Linked DNA regions of Homo sapiens: regions 1 and 2 are each linked to region 3. A link is a loop called in an ENCODE intact Hi-C map of the cell type or tissue named here. Cell type or tissue: psoas muscle. All regions are shown on one strand.

Region 1 (5,000 bases), 180 kb before region 3:
TTGCTAGTGTTATTGTCTTAAGAACCATGATACAATGTTGAATAATTAAATCCACTTAAAGTTTGTAGGGGTTTGAGATGCTGTACTGCAGGAACACAAAACATGCCATAGTGCCAGGGTCTCTCTTGCCTTCATATTTGTATAATCCCTCTTCTCAAGCTTAGGAACAGTGCCTGTAGCGAGCAGACTCTATTCTCACTGAGTTTGACTCTGGAGACTTGCCAAATAAGTTATAATAGCAGTAGGACTTTGTCCACTGAATGATTGGGAGAAGGGGAGGAATCTTATTGTTTTAAAACAAAATCAGTGATGATAAGAGTGCTTCATAAATATTTACTCATATGCTATTTACTTCATAACTCTTGTAGGAAGTTGGTAACTGTTCATTTTACAGAGGAAATAGAGAAATCAACAGTGAAATACATTTGCCTGTGGTTTCTTATTGCCCCTCAGAAGTAGCAAACTCTAATCAGTTGTAGTTGCACCTGCACTGATACCAATCTACAAGAGCATGGTTTGTCTTGAGGAGGAATTTAGTATCTCTAGAAATCTTTGAAATTTGTTATAATAAGAAGTCTTATCTGAAGCCAAGGTGACAAGAAGAAAAAAAGAAGTCTTAAATGGGGTACTGTTGATATTCTCCAAAAGTGCTTCAAGATTTATTTATTTAATTATTATTATTATTATTATTTTGGGAGACAGAGTGTGGCTCTGTCGCCCAGGCTGGAGTGCAATGGTGCAATCTCAGCTCACTGCAACCTTTGCCTTCCGGGTTCAAGCGATTTTTGTGCCTCAGCCTTCCAAGTAGCTGGGATTACAGGCACCTGCCACCACACTTATTTTTGTAATTTTTGGTAGAGACAGGGTTTCACTGTGTTGGCCAGGCTGTTCTTTAATTCTGCCCACCTTGGCCTCCCAAAGTGCTGGGATTATAGGTGTGAGCTACTGTGCCTGGCCGATTTATTTTTATTAAGGAGAAAACAGTATAATTAAAAGCCTCCATAAAATAGTTAATTAAGGACTTTATTTTTAGTATTTCAAGACATTAAATATAAATAGCTACAACCTCAGATAGCTTTATAAAAGTGTAATTCTTTTTTTGTGTGGTCTTATTGTTAAGCTGTCTTTAGACTTTGTGAGTTGGGAAGAATATGAAATTTGATAGTTGGAAGATATTGGAATATTCACAGCTACCATTTAGTTGAGGTCAGAGAAAAGAATGGTTACTTCATAGTATGGAAAATTTTTATTATTTCCCCTTTTTCAAAGATTTAGTGTTTAGTTATAAAAACAAGTTAAAGTGGATGGAAAATATTTATTCCAAAAGTAGTTTAAAAATGTTATCAAACATACAGAAGATACTTTAATAGAACAGAACTTTTAATTCATTAAATGAAAGGTAATAATGCTAATATTGAAAGGGTTAAGATTAGTTCATTTTGTATTTTTATTTACTTAGAAGTAGATTGGGCTGTTGTTTTGTTAAAGAGCATCTGTAGGTATTTGAGCGAGTACCTACTAATGCTCTGTTTTTTGTTCTGTGTAGAATGGTTTGTTTAAGGTAGTGGAAAATAAAGATACATTGTGGTATATTTGAAAGAGGAGCAGTTTGGAGATTCGAAGTCTTGCTTTAGTGTTGGCTTTATTATTTACTAGATATGTGATCCTAGGGCAGAATATTTTAACCTCTCTGAGTCTGTTTATCTTATGTCTAAGATGAGGACAATAAAAATACTGCCTGAGGGTGTTGTGATAATGAGCAGATTAAAAGTTTTTATGGAAATTCTAAAATGTGGAGGTTTGTGGTCTGTACAGATATTAGTTATTAGGTGGCATAGCAAGTCTTGAAAGGGATTCCAAGCTTTTCATATACATATGGAGAGAGGGAATCTTCATATAAAACTTAAACATTTCTGATGGTCAGTTATTGAAGATTAAATCAGGTGACTGAGAGGAACACTAGCCTATGGAACTCCTTATAATTTTTAATATGTAATTTACATATTATTTTACATATAAATATATATTTCATCAGAATGAAATATATATAATATTTGTATATAATTCATCAGAATGTCAGAATTCTGATGAATCATCAGAATCTCTTATAAATTCATCAGAATCTCAGAATTGTTTGGATGAGTCTTTTTGGTTAAATGGGGGAAATTGAAGCACTAAAGTAAAATAAATCCTCAGACATAGTCTTTGTGAGGATTCTGTTAATTGTATTCCAAACCATAGAGCCCCCATATTAGTGCCCTTCAGTCCTTTATTCTCAGCTCAGTTTTTAAAATGCTTGTTGAGGATCTGCTGTAGTGACAAAGTTAACCCCAGGCTTAAGTATGAATGTGTGACAGCTGAATAGTTCCTAGGAATAGTCTGCTTCTACTTTGTACTGATAAGCAGTAATCTCAACAAAATTTTAGTGACACTAAAGAGTTAACGTTTTAAAGAGTTAAAAAGTTCAGATACACTTTTATACTCCTGAGTGAGGAGGAGACGATACAAAGAGGAGGTTATGAAACGCTAGAGAAACTCTTGTCTGCTGTAAGCTTATGCTTGAAGGAAGAAAGTCTGACTTAGTCATATCCATGAATGACAGGACTTGGATCTGTCTGCTGATGACGCTGCTGTTTCCTGGTTCTTCGTGATTAGGACTTTGTGATGAAGATGCTCCTGCAGCATCCAGTATTGTCCCTTTCCATTTAGAGTGTCTGTCTGGGTATATAAAATAGCTGTCTTACCTTATATTGGGAAATATTGGGATTTTACATGACTTCCTAAGTATCTTATGCGATTGTATTGTTTACAAGTTTTTACATTATTTTGAAGAAGGGAATTGACAAATCCAAAGTAAGGAGACTACTGGGTTCCTTTGGAACCCAGTGCCGGTAGAGCCATTGAGGTAGCTTTGATGGAGGTCAGTGTACTTGTGGCCTTCATAGGAGCTATTTGCTGATTGTTCTTCAGAATAAGACATTAACTGGGTTTGGGAGAAAAGGGTCATGGAACGATTTGACAGTTGCGTGACTGGACTCAAGAAAATTTTGGGGCTTCTGTCTCAGCTTCTCTCTTTGTAATAATTCCTAATGCTTTCTTGAAGATCTATCTTAAATTGCAACGATGAGAATAGCTGGTAGGTGAAACAGCAAAACTAAAGACCTTGGAAACGGATAGTGAGGGTTCTTGAATATAACTTCTAAGAATCTTGGGGCCAAGTGAGGTAGCTTATTTTTCTCTGTAGCTAATTGCTTGCTGTGTAATCTGTTGCTTTGCTACTGGACATTGCAGTAGTCTCCTTACTTGGTCTTCTTGCTGCCAGTTGCTCTCTTTTTCCAATCTGTCTTAGTCTGCTTGGGCTGCCATAACAAAATACCATAGATTTGGTGGCTTACACGACAGAAATTTATTTTCTCACAGTTTTGGAGGCTAAAAGCCTGAGATCAGGGTGCCAGCATGGTCACCTTCTGGTGAGGGCTCTCTTTCTGGCTTGCAGAGGGATACCTTCTCACTGTGCCCTCAGTGTATGTGTGTGTATGGTGGGAGGGTCTCATATGTGCCCTTTGGTGTCTCTCTTTTTTTAAAAAAATTTTTTGTTTCCGTAGGTTTTTGGGGAACAGGTGGTATTTGGTGACATGAGTAAGTTCTTTAGTTGTGATTTGTGAGATTTTGGTGCACCCATCACCCAAGCAGTATACACTGAACACAATATGTAGTCTTTTATCCCTCACCGCCCTCCCACCCTTTTCCCTGAGTCCCCAAAGTCCAAGGTATCATTCTTATACCTTTGTATCTCATAGTTTAGCTCCTGCTTATGAGTGAGAACATACGTTGTTTGGTTTTCCATTCCTGAGTTAACTTCTCTTAGGACAATAGTCTCCAGTTCCATCCAGGTTGCTGTGAATGCCATTAATTTGTTCCTTCTTATGGCTGCACAGTATTCTATCATGTATATATATACAGATTCTATCATGTATATATATACAGTTTCTTTATCCACTAGTTGATAGATGAGCATTTGAGCTGGTTCCATATTTTTGCAATTGTGAATTGCTATAAACGTGTGTGCAAGTATTTTTTTCATATAATGACTTCTTTTCCTATGGGTAGATACCCAATAATGGGATTGCTGGATCAAATGGTAGTTCTACTTTTAGTTCTTTAAGGAATCACCACACTGTTTTCTGTAGTGGTTGTACTAGTTTACATTCCCACAAGCAATGTAGAAGTGTTCCATTTTTACCGCATCTATTATCTTTTTATTTTTTTATTATGGCCATTCTTGTGAGAGTAAGGTGGTATTGCATTGTGGTTTGGATTTGCATTTCCCTGATCATTAGCGATGTTGAGCATTTTTTCATATGTTTGTTGGCCATTTGTATATCTTCTTTTGAGAATTGTCTATTCATGTCCTTAGCCTACTTTTTGATGGGGTTGTTTGTTTTTTCTTGCTAATTTGTTTGAGTTCCTTGTAGATTCTGGATATTAGTCCTTTGTCAGATGTATAGATTGAGATGATTTTCTTGCACTCTGTGTGTTGTCTGTTTACTCTGCTAACTGTTCTTTTGCTGTGCAGAAGCTCTTCAGTTTAATTAAGAGCTACCTCTTTATCTTTGTTTTTGTCACATTGCTTTTGGGTTCTTGGTCATGAAGTCTTTGCCTAAGCCAATGTCTAGATGGGTTTTTCTGATGTTATCTTCTGGAATTTTTAAAGTTTCAGGTCTTAGATTTAAGTTTTTGATCCATCTTGAGTTGATTTTTGTATAAGGTATGAGATGAGGATCCAATTTCGTTCTCTTACATGTGGTTTTCCAATTATCCCAGCACCATTTGTTGAATGGGGTGTCCTTTCCCCACTTTAGTTTTTGTTTGCTTTGTTGAAGATCGGCTTTAAGTATTTGGGTTTATTTCTGGGTTCTGTATTCTGTTCCATTGGTCTGTGTGCTTATTTTTATACTAGTACCATGCTGTTATGGTGACTATGGCCTTACAGTCTAGTT
Region 2 (5,000 bases), 66 kb before region 3:
TACATATAAATATTTTTTCTTATGAATTTTTAGGTCTACTTTTTTGTTTTTTATTGTGGTTAAAAAAATGAGATCTGTCTTCTTAACAAATTCTTAAGTATTTAGTATGGTATTGTTAACTATGTGCACATTGTTTTACAGCAGATCTTTAGTACTTTTTCATCTTGCATGACTGAAACTCTGTCCCTATTGAATAACAGTTCCCCACTCTACAGTAATCACCATTCTACCTTCTGCTTCTGAGTTTCGCTACTTTAGATACTTCATATAAGTGGAATTATGCAGTATTTGTCCTTTTGTGACTGGCTTACTTTATTAACATGTCATCCTGCAGGTTCATTCATGTTATCACAAGTGATAGAATTTTTTCTTTCTTTTAAGGCTAAATAATATTTTATTGCACGTGTGTACCACATTTTCTTTATTTTTTTCATCTAAAGACCCACTAAAACTACATGGATTAACTACATTAATCCATCGGTAGACATTTAGGTTATTTCTACATTTTGGCTATTCATATTTCAATAAACATGGGAATACAGATACCTTTTTGAGATCCTGATTTTAACTCTTTTGGATAAGTATCCAGAAGTGGGATTGCTGGATCATTATGGTAGTTCTATTTTTAATTTTTTAAGGACCTGCCATACTATTTTCCATGGCAACCGTATCATTTTATATTCCCTCTAACAGTGCTTCCAGTCTCTCCACGTCCTCACTATCACTTATGTTCTTATGTTGTGTGTGTGTGTTTTTTAATAATAGTCATCCTAATGGGTGTGAGGATATGTATCAGTCTCACTGTGGTTTTGATTTGCATTTCCCTGATGATCAGATATGTTGAGCACATTTTTATGTACCTATAAAAATATACAAAGAAGACACCTGTATGTCTTCTTCGGAGAAATTGGGTATTCTTAATTGATTTAAAACAATATTTAAGTCAGTAGAATTTTAGCAAAGTAAAAGATACTGAATTTCTGGAAGTCTTTGTGATTGTGTTTGAATTCTATGAAGTGTTAGGCTAGTAGTTTTGTATTTGTCCATTGATTGTTTTTGGTTTAAGTTATTTCTTCAAGAAAACTCATTTTTAACTTATAAACTTCAGAAATTTTGGAAGATAGTGAAAGGAAGAAAAAATTCAACTTTGCAAATGAAATTATTATTAGTTTTCTAGTTCCCTTCAGTTTTCCCCGTCATGCATTGTTTTTAAAGTTACCATATTAAACTTTTTTTTTTATCTTGCTTTTTTACCGAAAACTATGATGGAAAGAAAGTTTTAATTAAAAAAAGCTTAACAGATAAAAGAGAAAAAGTAGTACAGTTTTTACATTCAGATTGGACACTTTCAAATTGGAAACAAGAAGAAACAGTTTTTGAATTAAATGGGAAAGTGAAATAAACAAGGATAAATAGGAGCTAATACTGTATTACTGAATTTATATACTCTTAGAAACATGGACAGAGTCAGAACACATAGTAAATTTATATGATAATGAGCCACATGACTCTAATATAAGCTCTGCTATTTGAGTTTTAAATGTTTCACTGTTTAAGAATTTACCAGCCGGGCACAGTGGGTCACACCTGTAATCCCAGCACTTTGGGAGGCCGAGACAGGCGGATCACTTGAGGTCAGGAGTTTGAGATAAGACTGGCCAACATGATGAAACCCCGTCTCTTAAAAAAAAAATTTACCTGTGGATTCTTTAAGTGAAGTTACTTATATTGTCATTTAATTACTAGTTTTTAAAATGAACTTTTTGTTTGTTAGAGAAATTTACAGGGCATATATTCTACCTGTTGAATGAATCATCATGCTCAGAGAGAGTTCCAGATTTGTGACTGATTTGCCTTACCATTTTTTTTCTTTTCTAACTATTGTAATTTTTTTTTCAGCCTTGCTTTTACCCGTTTTTCTGGTCAAAATTTTATGGATCTTTTCTTTGAAGTAGAGCTTTTCATGCTGACTTTAGTCATGTGATTTTTCAGGTAATTTTTTTTTTATAAGACTGTGTTTAGGATGACATATTCTGCTTAGTAAGAATTCATTATTTTCAAATGTTCACGGATTTGTTATGTTTTCCATACAAATACATGTTTTGAGGTTAGTGGACATAAAGTGGAATGGGACATTTTGGGAGAAAACCTCTGTTTTATTGAGTTTAACTTGCTTGATCGTTTGTGGTACTGATGAACCTACCATACAAAAAGCAGTGAAGATAAACTTGGGGGTGTAAATGACAAAGCATCCAGAATCATAGTAGATTTTCACTAAATGCTTATTGAGTAGAAATTATTCAGTAGTGGAAAGCAGATATAATTGATCATTGTAGAAAACAGTAACATTTTCTGTCACGTGTTAATCTTTTAAAACAACTCAGTGAAACAGTGCAGGGAGACCGTTTTGTGATGGTGATTATAGACACTTAGAAATGACTCCATGTGAGATGTGTTCCAGACACATTACATGCTGTCCCATTTAAGTAGGCAGAACCTATGTTTCCTTTTCACAAAAGGAACTGGGGCAAAAAAGTGTGTGGCATTCAAGACAAACGATTTGAACTGTGTCTGGATTAATACGTCAAATTCTTTTTTTCCCCATAAGATGAATACTGTTTCTTTTTTATTGTCTAGGTTTTTATTCTCATGAAAGTAGGAAAAGAGTTGATTTGTGATAAACATGAGTATCTTTGTGCAGCCTGACTGACTTTAAAGAGCAGTGGGATCAGGATTGTGTCAGTATTACACTCTGTGGTAATATCTTCTGTATCACTTGCTATAATAAGTCATTCATGTTGAGGATTTTTTTTTATTTGTTTGCGTTATTGTTTTAGTTTTTGTGTTTTGAGATAGGATCTCCCTCTGTAACCCAGGCTGCAGTACAATGGCATAATCATGGCTCACTGCAGCTTCTACCTCCTGGGCTCAAGCGATCCTCCCACCTCAACCTCCCAAGTATGTAGGACTACAGGCACATACCATCATGCCTGGATAATTTTTGTATTTTTTGTAGAGATGGGGTTTCACTGTGTTTCCCAGGCTGTTCTCAAACTGCTGGACCCAAGCGATGTGCCCTCCTTGCCCTCCCAAAGTGCTGGGATTACAGACCTGAGCCACTGTGCCTAGCCATGTGGAGAAGTTTTAGTACAGAGGCTATTAGCTCCGGCAGGCTGTCAGTACTCCAGTCAGAGAGAAACTGATACTTTAAGAGGCAATACCACAAATGGGAAATCCAACTTAGACCCAGCAACTTCATAAGCAGCAGATGACTGCCTTCCACGATTTTCTTCACTGAAAAATTGCCAAATGAGTTCTCTAACAATAGGAATGAAAAACCTTTCCTTACAGTTTCAGATCGTTTACATTTGTTGAGAATTTAACTGTGTGACAGAGACTGTACTTAAACGCCTTACCAACATCATCTCATTTAATTCTCAGCCTCACTCTTGAGTTATGTACTATTATCAACCCACATTTAACAGAGGAAGAAGCAGACTTAGATAGGGTCATCACATAGCTAGCAAATATCAAAACTTGGCATCATACCTGGATCTAGCTAATTCTAAAGCATGTTTTCTTGAGTTTGTCACCTTACATAGTTACTACAGAGTTCACTATATTCTACTTTCTTTGTTGACTTGAAGAGAAACTCAGACACTAGTTTGAGAAATTGGGTATGGAAGGACATCAGTTAGATTCATTTTTTTCTGACATTGTTTTTGTTTGTTTGTTTGTTTGTTTTTGAGATGGAGTCTCACTCTGTTGCCCAGGCTGGAGTGCAGTGGTATGATCTCCGCTCACTGCAACCTCTGCCTCCCAGGTTCAAGCTGTTCTCCTGCCTCAGCTTCCTGAGTAGCTGGGACTACAGGCCAGTGCCATCACACCCACTTAATTTTTGTATGTTTTTTGATTTTTTTTTAGCAGAGATGGGTTTCACCATGTTGGCCAGGCTGTTCTCGAACTCCTGACCTCAAGTGATCCACCTGCCTTGGCCTCCCCAAGTGCTGGGATTACAGGCGTGAGCCACCATACCTGGCTGATATTCTAAAACTATTGGAATACATATATTAAATGTTCTTAATCTCTCAAGTTTCCTTCACACTATCGATAAATATCTTCCTCTGACTAAAGGCACACCAAGGGAGAAACAGTATTTCCCCTTCTTCCCTCCTGAGGCAGCTCTGAACAATACATAAACTCATATTTTACCCATCTTTTCCCCAATCTTGTTGATGATGTAATTGAGGAAATTAAGAAGCCCTGTCTGGTTCCTTGCTCATAGGCAGAGATGAATCTAAACTACGCCTTTCGTCTTTACAAGTTCTTTAGTTTGAAAGTTTTAAAGGGAGGAACATGGCTAATTCAGCTAAAGGACACAGAGCAAACTCAGAATAAATTCATACTTAAGGAAATACTGTCACCTATAAGTATTTTGCCAGCGTTTTGCTGTTGACATTGCTTTTTCTAACGGGTTTTACATACTTGATAGGTATTCTATATAATACTTAGAATATTTAAAATGGTGCTTAGTAGTACAAACAAGTTACTTTATCATAGATGTTTGTAGAATAAATGGAGAGATTTTAGCCCTTCACTTGTAATTCAAGGTTAGCAAAGGGAAGTGTGTTCTATAAATAGTTCTGTTAAGTTACTGTCTTCTATTGCTATCTTGATTACCAGCTTACTTTGAGAAAGATTGAACAAGATAAGTGATTTTTGTATACCTAAAACTATTCAACAATAATAATTTGAGTGGTTTAATAAGGATTCTTAATATAAGAAATTGTAATGGGGGTAGATGAGCAAAAATTGGTTGACTTATGGAGATCTCTGCCTTGAGCAGCAATTGATTATCTTGCAATATTACAAAAATGCCAGAAAATAATTCTTGATTTTTCACCCTTCTTCTCTATTTGGATTGTGAGAGAAAATATTTTTGAAAATTTTATAAAGAAAATATTAGCCTCAACTGAAAAAACCTTTTTTCCTCTTGAATA
Region 3 (5,000 bases):
CAAATCTGAAGAGTCCCTTTTTCTCCCCTAAAATGATGATTCTACTTAGGAAACTCTTACACAATTTCAGTTTTTCACTAGCCGAAAGAAACTGGCTCTACAGGTAGAGTTTGAGAATGTGGGTGAGGTTGTTCTGGTGGTCCCCAGGGTTGGGTGTTAGGCAAACAATTCCTTAGAGAGAGATCTGGCTTGGAGGCTCTTGGTGTGGGGGTGAGGGACATTGTTGGGGGGTAGGAGTGGGTTCTTGGAAATGGAGTTGAGAAAAATGTCAGTGAGCTAATTCATAACTTCCCCTTGAGTTTTTAAAGATTCTACTTAATTTGTCAAAATTGTCCTCAACTTGTTTAAAAGTTCTGTTTTTTAAAAAGTGTACAAAGAGCCAATAACAAATGAAAATATACTTTCCTCTGTGTTGTCAAAAATTTTATTGTCTGCAAAACAAAAACTATAATTGTGACTCTTTTAAAATTATAATAAACTATGGTGAATTATAAATTTAAGGTTTTCAGAAATATTTTTCAAATGATTAGTGTTAGTGTGGATGAGTCCTTGGGACAGGTGTTTTTTTGTTTGTTTGTTTTCTTGTATATGTGAAATCTGAAGTAAAAATAAACCACCTCTTGCTTAAAAAGAGGTTTAGGATGAAGTGGCTAAATCTCAAATTTCCCTTTTTGCTTCAGTGTGTCAGTTAATCTGGCTGTAGGATATATTTATCTACTGTGAAGCCCACTGATGCATGCAAAGCTAAGCAGAGTACAATTTTCCCCAGTGGGTCTTCTTTCTCTGGGCATTTGTAGCTATGCCTCAGTGTGTGGAGTCTGCTGGGGAACGCTAAAAGGGCTAAGATGTCAGCTATTGTAAAGGTACTGAGATCCTGTTTTATGAAGGGAATGAGACATCCGGTCTTTAAAAAAAATGCATATTTCTTATTTCCCATAAGGCAGTTAGAAGTCTGCACAATAATGATAATACTTAATATTGTAAATAGGATATCAATTTATGTGGCATTTAAAGAATTTTGAAATTCATTGTATTTTGTTTATCCTTTTTCTATGAGTATTCGAATTTCTATTCTCGTCTTAATATCAGAGATTTTAATTTGTTCTTATAGTTAGTTAACTTAAACCTGTGGCCTAGGTTAGCCATTAACTGAATTAGTTCAGATTATTTATCTTAACCTATTGTTGCGTATAGTATTTTAGGTTTTTGTTGAGATGGATACTATTGTATATTTAAAAATGCATAGAACTTGTCAAAGATAGCTTAATTTGCCTTTCTACATTCATAAAAATGTTAAAAGTTAAGGGATTTTTAAAATGTCATTAGATATTCTTATCTGAATCATTTATATATTACCATAAATCACAGTTGTATTAAGTCAGCCATGAAGATTTCCTCCTTAATGCAAATGAACGCATAAGGTATCTAGAAAGCGTTAATTTGTGAGGGAACAAATTAAAGCGGTTAGAATTGCTGTGGAGCTGTATATGATAGATGAAATATTTTAATTGAAGACACAAATAGTTCTAATATTTCTAATGAGAAAGTGTGTAGATCATTTAATGTCGTAGGAGACCAAAGTAGAAATTTGGAAAAAGTAAAAATGACTCCTAAATTACCCAGCAAGTTGTAAAGATACACCTTTCTCAGCATGCATTCTCATGATAGCATAACAATGTATAATATATCTGATTACTGTCATAATTGACTACCTTGAAAGATAATGGTTCTAAGGGTCAATAAAATACACAATAAGAAAGATTTAATTAATGTGATCAAGGTAGGCTAAAAATAATATTTGTTCATCTGAGTATTAAGATTTTTTAGTTTTAGGAGTTCTATTTTAAATATACCATAGTTGGGGGAAAAATGATGCTTTTGCCTTGAAAGCACTAGCAGAATAGATTAGTGTCACAGATAGTGTGAAACTGTGACACTGAATCTTTTTGGCTTGTGTTAATAGGTTCTGACCTAATGTGTATCACATTTTCATTTTTAATACAGAATCTAAACAAATGCTTTGCCAGTTGAGAAACTGGCGTCATCGTTCCATGGTGCTCATTAATTATTTTCTCTGACTGGCTTTTATGAATTTGGTTGAAAGTTAGCTTTTAATTGGAGAAGCTGAGATTTTTTGTGTACAGGAAGAAAATAATGCAAGAGTAGTAATGAAGGCTGCTGCTTTCTGTCTAGTTCCATAAAACCCTTTAATTTAGGAAGTTCAGTCTATCTTTACAGGTTGCTTGGGCTGGCCCTAGATAGAATGGATACATTGGGTGTTGAAAACTAGAAACGGACTTAGTTCATCTCACTATATAAATGAGGAAACTGAAAGTAAGCCCCTGTGTTTGGTTAGAATGCCAACTGATGTTAAAAAGATTGAAACACTCTAGAAGCTTTACCTTCAGATTATTGCCAACATTAATTATTATGCAAAAAGGGGGGAAAATTTGATATGGTAATAGGAGATTAAAATGGCAGAGTGTGGTTTCCTGGGCTAAAATGGGTCAGTGGACAGAAATGTAGAATTCCAGTTAATGAGGAACCATATTTACATTCTGTCTCAGATGCATTGTGCCTGGTGTTAGTCCCATAGATTGGACTTTAAATGGAATCATCTTTTTAACGTCCTCTCTTTTTTGGCCTGCTGTGATCATACTCTGTTCTAGCTTTTTTCTTGTTTTAAAAATGGAGTTTGTGACAACTAGCTAGCGCTGAATGGACTTCTGGTTGGCTTCTTGGTGGAAGGAATGTGTTATTTCACCCTGGACGGAGTCATGGAGTGTCCAGATCCCAGTGAGTTTCAAGCCAAACTCTTATGAAAACATAGTGCCTACAACTTTTGCTAGATGTTCATTGTGTTCTTAAAAGAAAAATTTCGGGATCACTGTGGGTAGGGACAATTCCTTTTCTCTCTAAGACCTAAGCAAGAGAGATCATTTAGACTGAGGTCCTTGGTGTGTTCTTGTTCAGGGAAGATGACACAAAGGGGAATAGAAGTAATCAGTAGGCCTTGCAACCCAATTTGAAATTCACCCATGACAACCATCAGCCACAGGAGGCCCAACTCCCATCTCCTCTCTTAGTTTGCCTGTGTGGTGCAGAGGAATAGGTAGGTTTGGTTTGTTTATCTTTTTTTTTTTTTTTTTTTTTTTAAGATAGGGTCTCACTCTGTCTCCCAGGCTACAGTGTAGTGGCTCAGTCTCAGCTCACTGCAACCTCTGCCTACCGGGCTCAAGTGATCCTTCGGGCTCAGCCCCACCAAGTAGCTGGGACTACAGGCACGAGCCACCATGCCCAACTAATTTTTGTATTTTTTGTGGAGACAGGATTTTACCATGTTGTTCAAGCTGGTCTCAAACTCCAGAGCTCAAGCAGTCCACTAGCCTCAGCCTTTCGGAGTGCTAGGATTACAGGCATTAGCCACCGCACCTGGCTGGCTTGTTTATAAACAGTTTGTAAGTGGAAGAGGAGAAAGTGCAGAGTTATCCAAAAGTGCCATATGAACAAGATGCTAAGCCCCCTCTCCACTTCTTTTAGATTACCAAAGAAATCTAACTTCATAGTGATCACAGGAATATTTCTGGAGTGTAGTTTATATTTTCCATGTGATTTAGAAGGAAAGGAAATCCTCTGCCCCTCATCCGTCTTAAGAAGGTGGGAATGAGAATTGTACTCAAAACTTTTTAGTCCAGAAACATGAGCCTGCTGACAGCTGAGGGCTCTAGCTCTCTAGATTTGGGTAGAAAGGCCTGGGGGTGGGAATATCCTCCAGGCGGGAATAGCCCTGTGACCTGATCTCACTTGAATTTTCAGGTGATCTGACTTTCCAGTGATCTAAGACTGTAGTGCAAAGAAGCCAAGTCTCAGGCAGTTTTTTCAGGGACAGGCCTTGGGTTAGCTCTGCCTGAAGGTAGATGACTACTTTGGCAGATAATGTGGAGGAAGGAACACTACTCTTTGGAATGCCCTCAGCTGTCTAACTGTGACCGATTGTGCCTGGCCCAGCTGCAACTTGATCTCAACAAATGTTCAAGGAGAGGAGCTGTGATGGGGCCACTTAGATTGCTGTATAGCAATCTAAGGAGTATAGCAGTTGAGGTTCCATCCTTCCAGCAAGGTGTAGATGGCCTGGATTTTTTGTGGAAAAACAGTGGACAGGCAGTTCATTTTTGTGAAATTGATTTGGTATAGCACAAATTCTAATAATTTTTCCTGTAAGAGTTTTACTATAGTATCTCTTATTTTATTGAGTACCTTTTATGTGCTAAACACTGTGCTTAAGAGTGTGGGAAATATCAAGATGAAAAAGACATTACCTTCAAAAGAATTACTAAAGACTCAGACTTTGTACTTAATAAGCTTATGATGAGTATAAAAATAGAATACTGTCTAGACATTACATTCCATATTAAGCTATAGTAATATAGAGCATTTTATTTGAGTAGGAAAAAAAATAAAATCCAAACTCATTTAACTAAAACATGATTTTCAGTTTGAATACTTTAAGTTTCAATTAAGAATTCTGCTTTTTCATGGTAAGAAGTTATCGTGGATCTCCTGCACATCATTGTTCTGTGTGTCCTACTTCTAGGATAAAGCCTCTAGGCTCCTTAGTATGGCACTTGAAGATCTTCATTTTTCTGGCTCAAGCTTTGTTTTTTTCTCATCTTCATCTCTACCAAGTATCCCACACTCTGGCCATATCCCCGTGACTCCCTATTTCTAGAGCTAATATTCACTTTCACAAGTTTTTGCCTTTCCTAGATGACACTGAATTTCTTCTTATCCGTCAAGGATTAGCTTATGCTTGACATCTGTAGCTTCGGAAATAGACATTCACTGCTTCTTTTGTATTTCCTTAATGATCTGTGCAGCTCGCTGAGCAGCATACCTTAGTACCATTTATCATAGACATTTGTGTACACCTCTCTCTTTTTCTGCTGAATTATAAATTCCTTGAGGGCAGGTCTCCTTGTTATTTATATTTCTATCTGTAT

Evidence for each region. Hi-C counts contacts between places; a loop is a spot of excess contacts. Peaks named below come from ENCODE experiments on the same cell type or tissue, not always from the same donor. Only the 100,000 strongest peaks of a DNase experiment are listed, where the experiment ranks them.
Region 1: a loop joins it to region 3, with 2.0 times the contacts of the local background. A loop is called at or near these places in 3 of 110 quality-filtered maps.
Region 2: it touches region 3 in a loop (1.8-fold over the local background); 2 of 110 quality-filtered maps call a loop at or near these places.

Annotation. Positions count from the first base shown.
Region 1 is chr15:56,931,892-56,936,891 of GRCh38, forward strand. The region is part of intron 3 of TCF12 (transcription factor 12); the gene reads left to right. Among named protein-coding and RNA genes, the nearest start is that of TCF12, 16 kb to the left of the region's middle. In psoas muscle, no CTCF peak of the experiment used is centred here; no DNase peak of the experiment used is centred here.
Region 2 is chr15:57,042,715-57,047,714 of GRCh38, forward strand. All of the region lies in intron 3 of TCF12 (transcription factor 12), which reads left to right. Among named protein-coding and RNA genes, the nearest start is that of TCF12, 130 kb to the left of the region's middle. In psoas muscle, no CTCF peak of the experiment used is centred here; no DNase peak of the experiment used is centred here.
Region 3 is chr15:57,108,455-57,113,454 of GRCh38, forward strand. The region is part of intron 5 of TCF12 (transcription factor 12); the gene reads left to right. Among named protein-coding and RNA genes, the nearest start is that of SNORD13D, 170 kb to the right of the region's middle. In psoas muscle, a CTCF peak has its summit at 2,758; a DNase peak (open chromatin) is centred at 3,997; H3K27ac peaks cover 1,546 bases.